Linked DNA regions of Homo sapiens: region 1 is linked to region 2. The links are chromatin contacts, found by Hi-C or POLR2A ChIA-PET in ENCODE. All regions are on one chromosome and are shown on one strand. Each heading gives the region's core, a stretch centred on a gene start or an enhancer-like site at or near the end of the contact. The rest is flanking DNA. Distances are from core to core; before and after follow the strand shown.

Evidence for each region. A loop is a pair of places that touch in the nucleus more often than their neighbours do. ChIA-PET counts read pairs that join two places held with the same protein, here RNA polymerase II (POLR2A). Pooled maps may share reads with other maps.
Region 1: a loop to region 2 is called in a map of CD8-positive, alpha-beta T cell, with 11 times the contacts of the local background. The contact joins two enhancer-like sites. A Hi-C loop is called at or near these places in 19 of 168 maps with a recorded cell type or tissue (CD8-positive, alpha-beta T cell, Calu3, K562 and 14 more), 10 of 37 single-sample maps with no recorded cell type and 20 of 50 pooled maps. POLR2A ChIA-PET finds 5 or more read pairs at or near these places in 2 of 52 experiments (A549 and AG04450).

What each region holds. Positions count from the first base shown.
Region 1 is chr2:176,652,624-176,655,576 of GRCh38, reverse strand. It overlaps LINC01117 (long intergenic non-protein coding RNA 1117), which reads right to left. Exons shown (of 4, transcript NR_110599.1): 3 at 57-113. Among named protein-coding and RNA genes, the nearest start is that of LINC01117, 16 kb to the right of the region's middle. Within about 2 kb of position 1,541, at least 3 of the 41 ENCODE cell types and tissues checked have a DNase peak (open chromatin) inside an H3K27ac peak, as active enhancers do.
Region 2 is chr2:176,454,186-176,457,501 of GRCh38, reverse strand. No RefSeq gene overlaps it. Among named protein-coding and RNA genes, the nearest start is that of NRAL, 52 kb to the left of the region's middle. RefSeq lists silencers at 2,301-2,350, 2,267-2,561. Within about 2 kb of position 1,426, at least 9 of the 41 ENCODE cell types and tissues checked have a DNase peak (open chromatin) inside an H3K27ac peak, as active enhancers do.

The sequences.
Region 1 (2,953 bases), core at 292-2,791, 200 kb before region 2:
ACTTTGTTCCATTGTTAAGGAAGCAAGAGTGTAAGATTTTAAATACTGGTACTCACCAAGTTGCTACATGGCTTTGGGCAAGCAATTAACCTTTGGTGTCTCAGTGACTTCATCTGTAAAATAGGGATAGGGATTTTACACAGGTGTGATGCCTGGACTAATTAGTATAATTATCATTATTGATGGGAAAATAATGTTAGTCATTGATATCCCATCTCATGTTAGCACCTGGAGAATCACATATTTTCTCTATGTTGACTCCATTTTATAGGAGTCTGTAAAAAAATGATGACAAAAGCTACATATGAAAACTGGGACAATACAGTTAAAAAGGTCCATATCCACATAGGCTCATATCCTTAATGGATTATTTTTGAATTTGCATTTATCATTTAGATGCTTTCTAAAGTCAAACTGAACACATAAACTATGAAATTACAAGGAAATTTTTCAAGGCCCACATTCAACTGATAAGCTTCCTTGCAGCAAAATGCTTTCCAGTTCATTCACAGGTAACACCATGAGCTACTATAGAAGTTTAGGGTTGAGCAATAGAATTTAGGGTAATCAAAGTCAAGTAAAAGTATACACTGAAGACATTGCTCATATAACATTCCAGGATCCCCACTTGTGTGTGTATGTGCCCCGAAAGAACCCCAGCTCAAACAGTTAGGGACCAGGACAAACAACAGAGCTACATGAGAAGCCAACTCTGCAAGACTGGGGTCATTGAAGCTGGGGACAGTAGGGTGTCCTTATGCCAGAGCATGGGTAACAACTCATGGGGCAAGGAAAGGGACATGTTGAGAAAAACAAAAATGGCATTTCTCTTGGGGTTCATCTAGGACTCCTAAGTGCACTTACTATGATTCCTAGGTCAGGATGAAATAACTGCTTTAAAAAAAAGATTACCTCTACATGTTGGCAAAAGTGCCAGTGAAACACAGAGAAAAATGTAGAAGACAGAAAGTGCTCAAAAGATCAGTACTCAACACTATAACCTTGTATCCCTTACCATAGACTCATGTTCTTTCTAGGTCCAAAATTTCTTCTTTTGGCTTTAGTTCTTCCCAGCAGAAAATTCTCTTTTCTTGAGCTCAGTAGATGTCAAGCCTCAAATCTCCAATGTCTCCAAAGAAGCAGCCCTAAATTAGCCTCTTCACAAGTCATTCATACTAAGGACCGTAATCTTTTCCTCTATATTTGCCTCAAAATTATGGGCAACAACTTCCAAATGGAAACGCTGAAGCTGTTGCCATTTTCCTATTATCCTCACCTATCATATGAAACATAACAATTAGCATTTTTAGCAGGATTGAAACTGCTAACACAACTTCTCTATGTCTTACACCATTAAACTTGATGAGAAATCCCTTCATGATTAACATTCATCTCGCTGTATCGTGCTTGAAGGTTAATAATATCTACCATCTCCTGAGAGAGGGGGAGGGGAGCTCATTTATCAAATGAATAGCCGAGTGAGGCAGCCAGGAAAGGAAATTCCCCCCTCAGTCCACTAGAGGGTGGCTTGGCAGAGCCAAGGGAGGACGGCCGAGACAGAGAGGCACAGACAGCTTCCTGTCTTGTTCGCCTGCACTTTAGTTGGTAAGAAGAAGCAACATTAGTATTCATTGCTTTCTATTCCTCACCCTGGGTAGGCTTTCATTTCTATTACAGACACTTTACAAATGCCAGAAGTCAGCGCTGGCTGGGCCATGGCGTGGTGAGGGAAAAAAAAACTATAGAATTAGACTGCTTAAAAGAACATCCAGTCTAATTTCTTCTAAATCAACACTGGGTGAGATAAATACATATGTATTAACAGATCCTAAGTTTAAAACTTTCATAGATCATGTAGCAGTATGTGTGCACTTCAGATATGGATGTGGAGTGAATGTTGCATGTACATTATGGGGAATTATACATAATGCATAAAGAAATGTACCTAGCCTTTAGCACACCAGCTGTTTCTGCTTATAAGCCTGAGTTATCCATGAAATGCAGTAGACATTTTGTAGTAAATATCCTACTTGGTTGACTTTTTTTAGGCCTAGTCATCTATGCTGATTTATAGAATTAGGAAGAAATATAAATTTTAGCAATGAAAGATAGAATTTTAAAATTTCCCATATCAAAACATGTTGTGTTCTGAGAAAGAAGAGATGAGGAATTAGCCTGTTTTCGTGGTCTCTACATAGGTGATAAAGCAAAAAAGAATACGTTTTTCCTATCTGTAATATTGTTCAGTGTAGCAAACCCTTTTGCTTGTTACAGTACAGCAAATGGAGTGTTTAATTTGGGATTCAATGTAGTCTAGAGTCAAGGTGCAGCAGTTTTATTACAGAAATACAATTTTATTGGAGGCTGAAGATTTAATTTCCACCTTACGTAGAGAGCCATAAACGGCATGCCTGTTTTACATTTTGCATAGTATTTGATATATGTAATTCCTGGCCTAATTTTAGAGTTTGAAAAGGTGGAAGAATCACAATACGCAGATTCAAATTCTTCAACACTTCAGCCACAGATGACATTTTAAAATGAACAATTTTCTGTTTCTTAGTCATGGATTTGAAACCCTTGCTTCCCTCCCCGGAGCTCTGCACCACATCCTTTTCAGGTCTTCCTAACTAGGTGAGCCACAAAGCCACCTAAAGGATGCCCTCGAGTCGGAACAAATGCTTTCTTTGTTTAAATCTGTCTACTAGATGGCATTCTACTAAAACCTAAGATGATCAGATGATATGGATAGTTTGTCATCAATTGTACCTAGTATCTGTTAGGGTCATCTGTTAATATCTGTTCAGATGTATGTATTTTGAATAAAATAATTTGTAAACATATTGGAATGACTGAATGTGAAAGAAATAATCAAATAATGTTAGCTGTAAGCCTATATCCACACTGGAATCCAAATTTGGAGGATTTTGTCATTCTCTTTCCTTCAAACATA
Region 2 (3,316 bases), core at 177-2,676:
TGTTGTGAATATAAAATGAGATCATCAATGTAAAATTCTGCAAATTATCAGTGGCAATATTAGGAGTGGTATACAGAGGAAGAGGTGGTTTCTACAGAGATCTGGAAAGCAGGTGGCCTTTGGTCTAGGGCTTCAGGGAGGTTGTGGTTAATTCCATGGTCTCTGGAGTCAGACTACTCAGGGTTCTAATCCTGGAGTGGCCCCTTATTTGCTTTGGGAATTTGGGCAAGTTACTTCTCATCTGGCTCATTTTCTTTCACTGCTCAATAGGGGAAATTAAAAGCACCTACTTTATAGGGATGTGGTGAGAACTGAGTGAGAAGTTGGATTGTTGTGCTGGTTTAGTAGATAGTAAGCCCTCCATCAAGGGCAGCTGTTACTCAGGTCCTCCTTTTTAAGAGTGACCTGGGCCAAGCACTTTTCGAATGGCTAAAAAGATAAGGATCAAAACAACCTTCTAAACACCACAGTGCCCTGTGAAAAAATTGTCAGCCTCTTAATAATAGTTCATTGTGATCACTCATCCTACAACTATCTTCTGAAGCCTATCACAGTTACTGAAGCCAAAGTTTTCCTTTATGTAGCTGGTTTGAGATACCTTGTGAATGGCTTTAGAAAGCTCTCGAGCAATTTGGCAGTCCCTGTGTTTCCCTGCAATGGGCTATTGGAAACTCCACTAGAAAGCTGATCATCATTGAATACATTGGTGTCTTCCATAAGAATGATGTCAAAGATGGGGACAGTACTGCTATCTGTCCAGACTCAACAGGACACTAAAGATGGGCTAGGTTCCAGAAGAAGAGGAAACCAATAGGTTCTGTGCATGAAGAACCTACATGTGGCCTCATCTTAGTTAGAGAGGGTTTGGTTCACCATTTCACCTCCCCCCCACCCAACTCGTTTCCATTATATATTCCTGTATTAATGAAATTATGTACTTATTACCCATTTCCTTGGTACTCAAACTGTAGTGTGTATCAGAATAACCCAGAGAGCTTGTACAAACACAGATTCCTGGGCCGTATACTAAAGTTTCTTCCTCAGTATGTCTGGGATGGGGCACATTTCCATCAGTTTCCCAGGTGACATGATGCTGCTAGTCTACGGAACACAGAGAATCAGTTACCTATCCTAACAGCTGCTTAGGGGAAAATTTTTGTTTAAGGTTGCCTTTCCCTTTAAAACAACTGTGACAGTAGTAGAGCCTTTCAGATAATGTGTGACGCACGCAGCTTGGGAAGTTTCTAAGGGTGGACCTTCTGAGAGGCACTGATTCAGGAGCTGATCAATTGCAGCTGCTCTGATGAAATATCCTATAATCAGTGACTGCTTGTCTTCACAGACCTCCCTTAGCACAAAAGGTTCCCAGACCAGCTGCAGGCTCCCAGCTTCCTGGAGCAGAGCTGCAGCTGGACCTACTTCCCTCTATCCAGGGGACTTGTGGGTGTGTTAAGGGCCTGAGCAGCCTGGCCTCAAGGGTGGACTTCCTCCCCACTTCCTCCCACCTCCTGACGTCAGCCCTCCTGCCAGAACCAGCCTACACTGTCTGGAGGGCAACTGCTGAAGGTTTGGTTGCCATGGCAACTGATCCTCTATCCACTGAGGGGTAGAGGAACCCTGGTGTGTGATTTGATGGGTGGGCTCCACCATTTCCATTTCTCCAGATGAAAGTATTTCATCACTAGAAACTCCTTTTGCAGTAAGCACTTTTCCATCCACGAATCCCGTCTTACAATCCAAACAGTCCTTAGGAGGAATGTGAATTCTTTCATCAAATGGAGCCTGGTACCAGCCTCAGAGGAGAAATTGCCAGACCTCATCCACGAAGAGAGGCTGACAGCAGCAATGCTACCTCCTTAACAATTGCACCAAAGTCCTGCTGTGAGGTACTTGCTGAGGGTGGAGAGTGACTGCCACCACAACAAACTGAGGTTGAGACCAATAGCTCTCCCTACAGATGGTGACATTTTTTAAAATCTCATGATTAAAAAGCTGAAGACTAGGGATGATCGCCAAACACCTGACCAGTCTGCCATCGTGATGAATAAATGTCCTTTGAGATTGGAATCCTACTGAACAGCACACTTTGTTGATGTTTCAGGACAAATGCACCTTCATGTTTTATTTTATATTTTATTTTGCTGTCAGCTATTTTAAGATCTTGAATCAGGTTACACATAAAAGAACTAGAGCCAGGATGTTTGGGAAATTAACAGATGATATTTAGCAAACATTTTGACGGGTCATAAAGAAACATCTGGGAGAGATGTCTGGGACCACGAGTTGTGTGCTGGGGGAAGGAGGCCCCTCTCCAGCAGCTGCATTAGGTTTCTGGGCTGAGCTGAGCTAAATCTTCAGAACGGATGACCGTGCAGTTCAAAGAGTCCCCAGCAGGGGGCACCCTTTTGCAGTAAACTCTCTCGGTTTTATAGCTTTGCTCTGCAGCAGCCGACCTTACAGATAATTGATATTTTGATTTCTCTAACCCTCTGCTTCCTCCTTCAAAGCAGACACTCCCCTCTAGGAAGCCTTCCTCCCACCTCTTATGAAAATGGACATTTTGATGAGTAGTGGTTCTTATAGCAAGGATTAAAAGCAAAATCTGAGGAAAGATGACTGTCAAGGAAATTAAATATAGATTATGAAGAAGGTTGAATACATGCCCACAAAAGTTTCAAGATAGGCTTGCCTGATTTTCATGATCAACTCAAAGGGCACAAGACATTTCTAGACTGTCTCATAAAAGCCTGCATCAATAATGCATATGTGTATCAGTATAAAACTGGCCTCCAGTTATTTAATTTCTCAAGGGTCAACTGTGTTCCTTGGCAACTTAAGCCTGTGTGGAAAGCACCTCATGTTCCCCTGGCAGTGCATAAATAATTATAATAAATAATCCACTCATTAGCTGAAATAATTAACCCTGTTTTAGACAATCCAAAAACATCTTGGAAGCAAATAATTCAGAAGTGGACAACAGTGTTCTCCTCTCAAAACCAAGATCCAGTATCACCAGCCATTGTTATTTAAACATTTTAAGAGACCTATTACTTTTGTTTTTTGAATAAACTTAGACAGTTTAGCTCATTACTCTCACACTTCACAGCTCCGTAGACACATGTGGGTAATATTCTCATTTTAAACTTGTGATAGATTTTGTAATTTGATAGTTTTTTTTTCATTTTCTTTTAAATATCTTTCTTGCAGGAGTTATTCTCTAGCAAGAGTTCACTATTCACCCTATTCTCTTTGCAGCCTGAGCCATGTTTTAAAAGCCAGTTCACTTATTAATCAAACTCCTATAGAACTTAGGTGG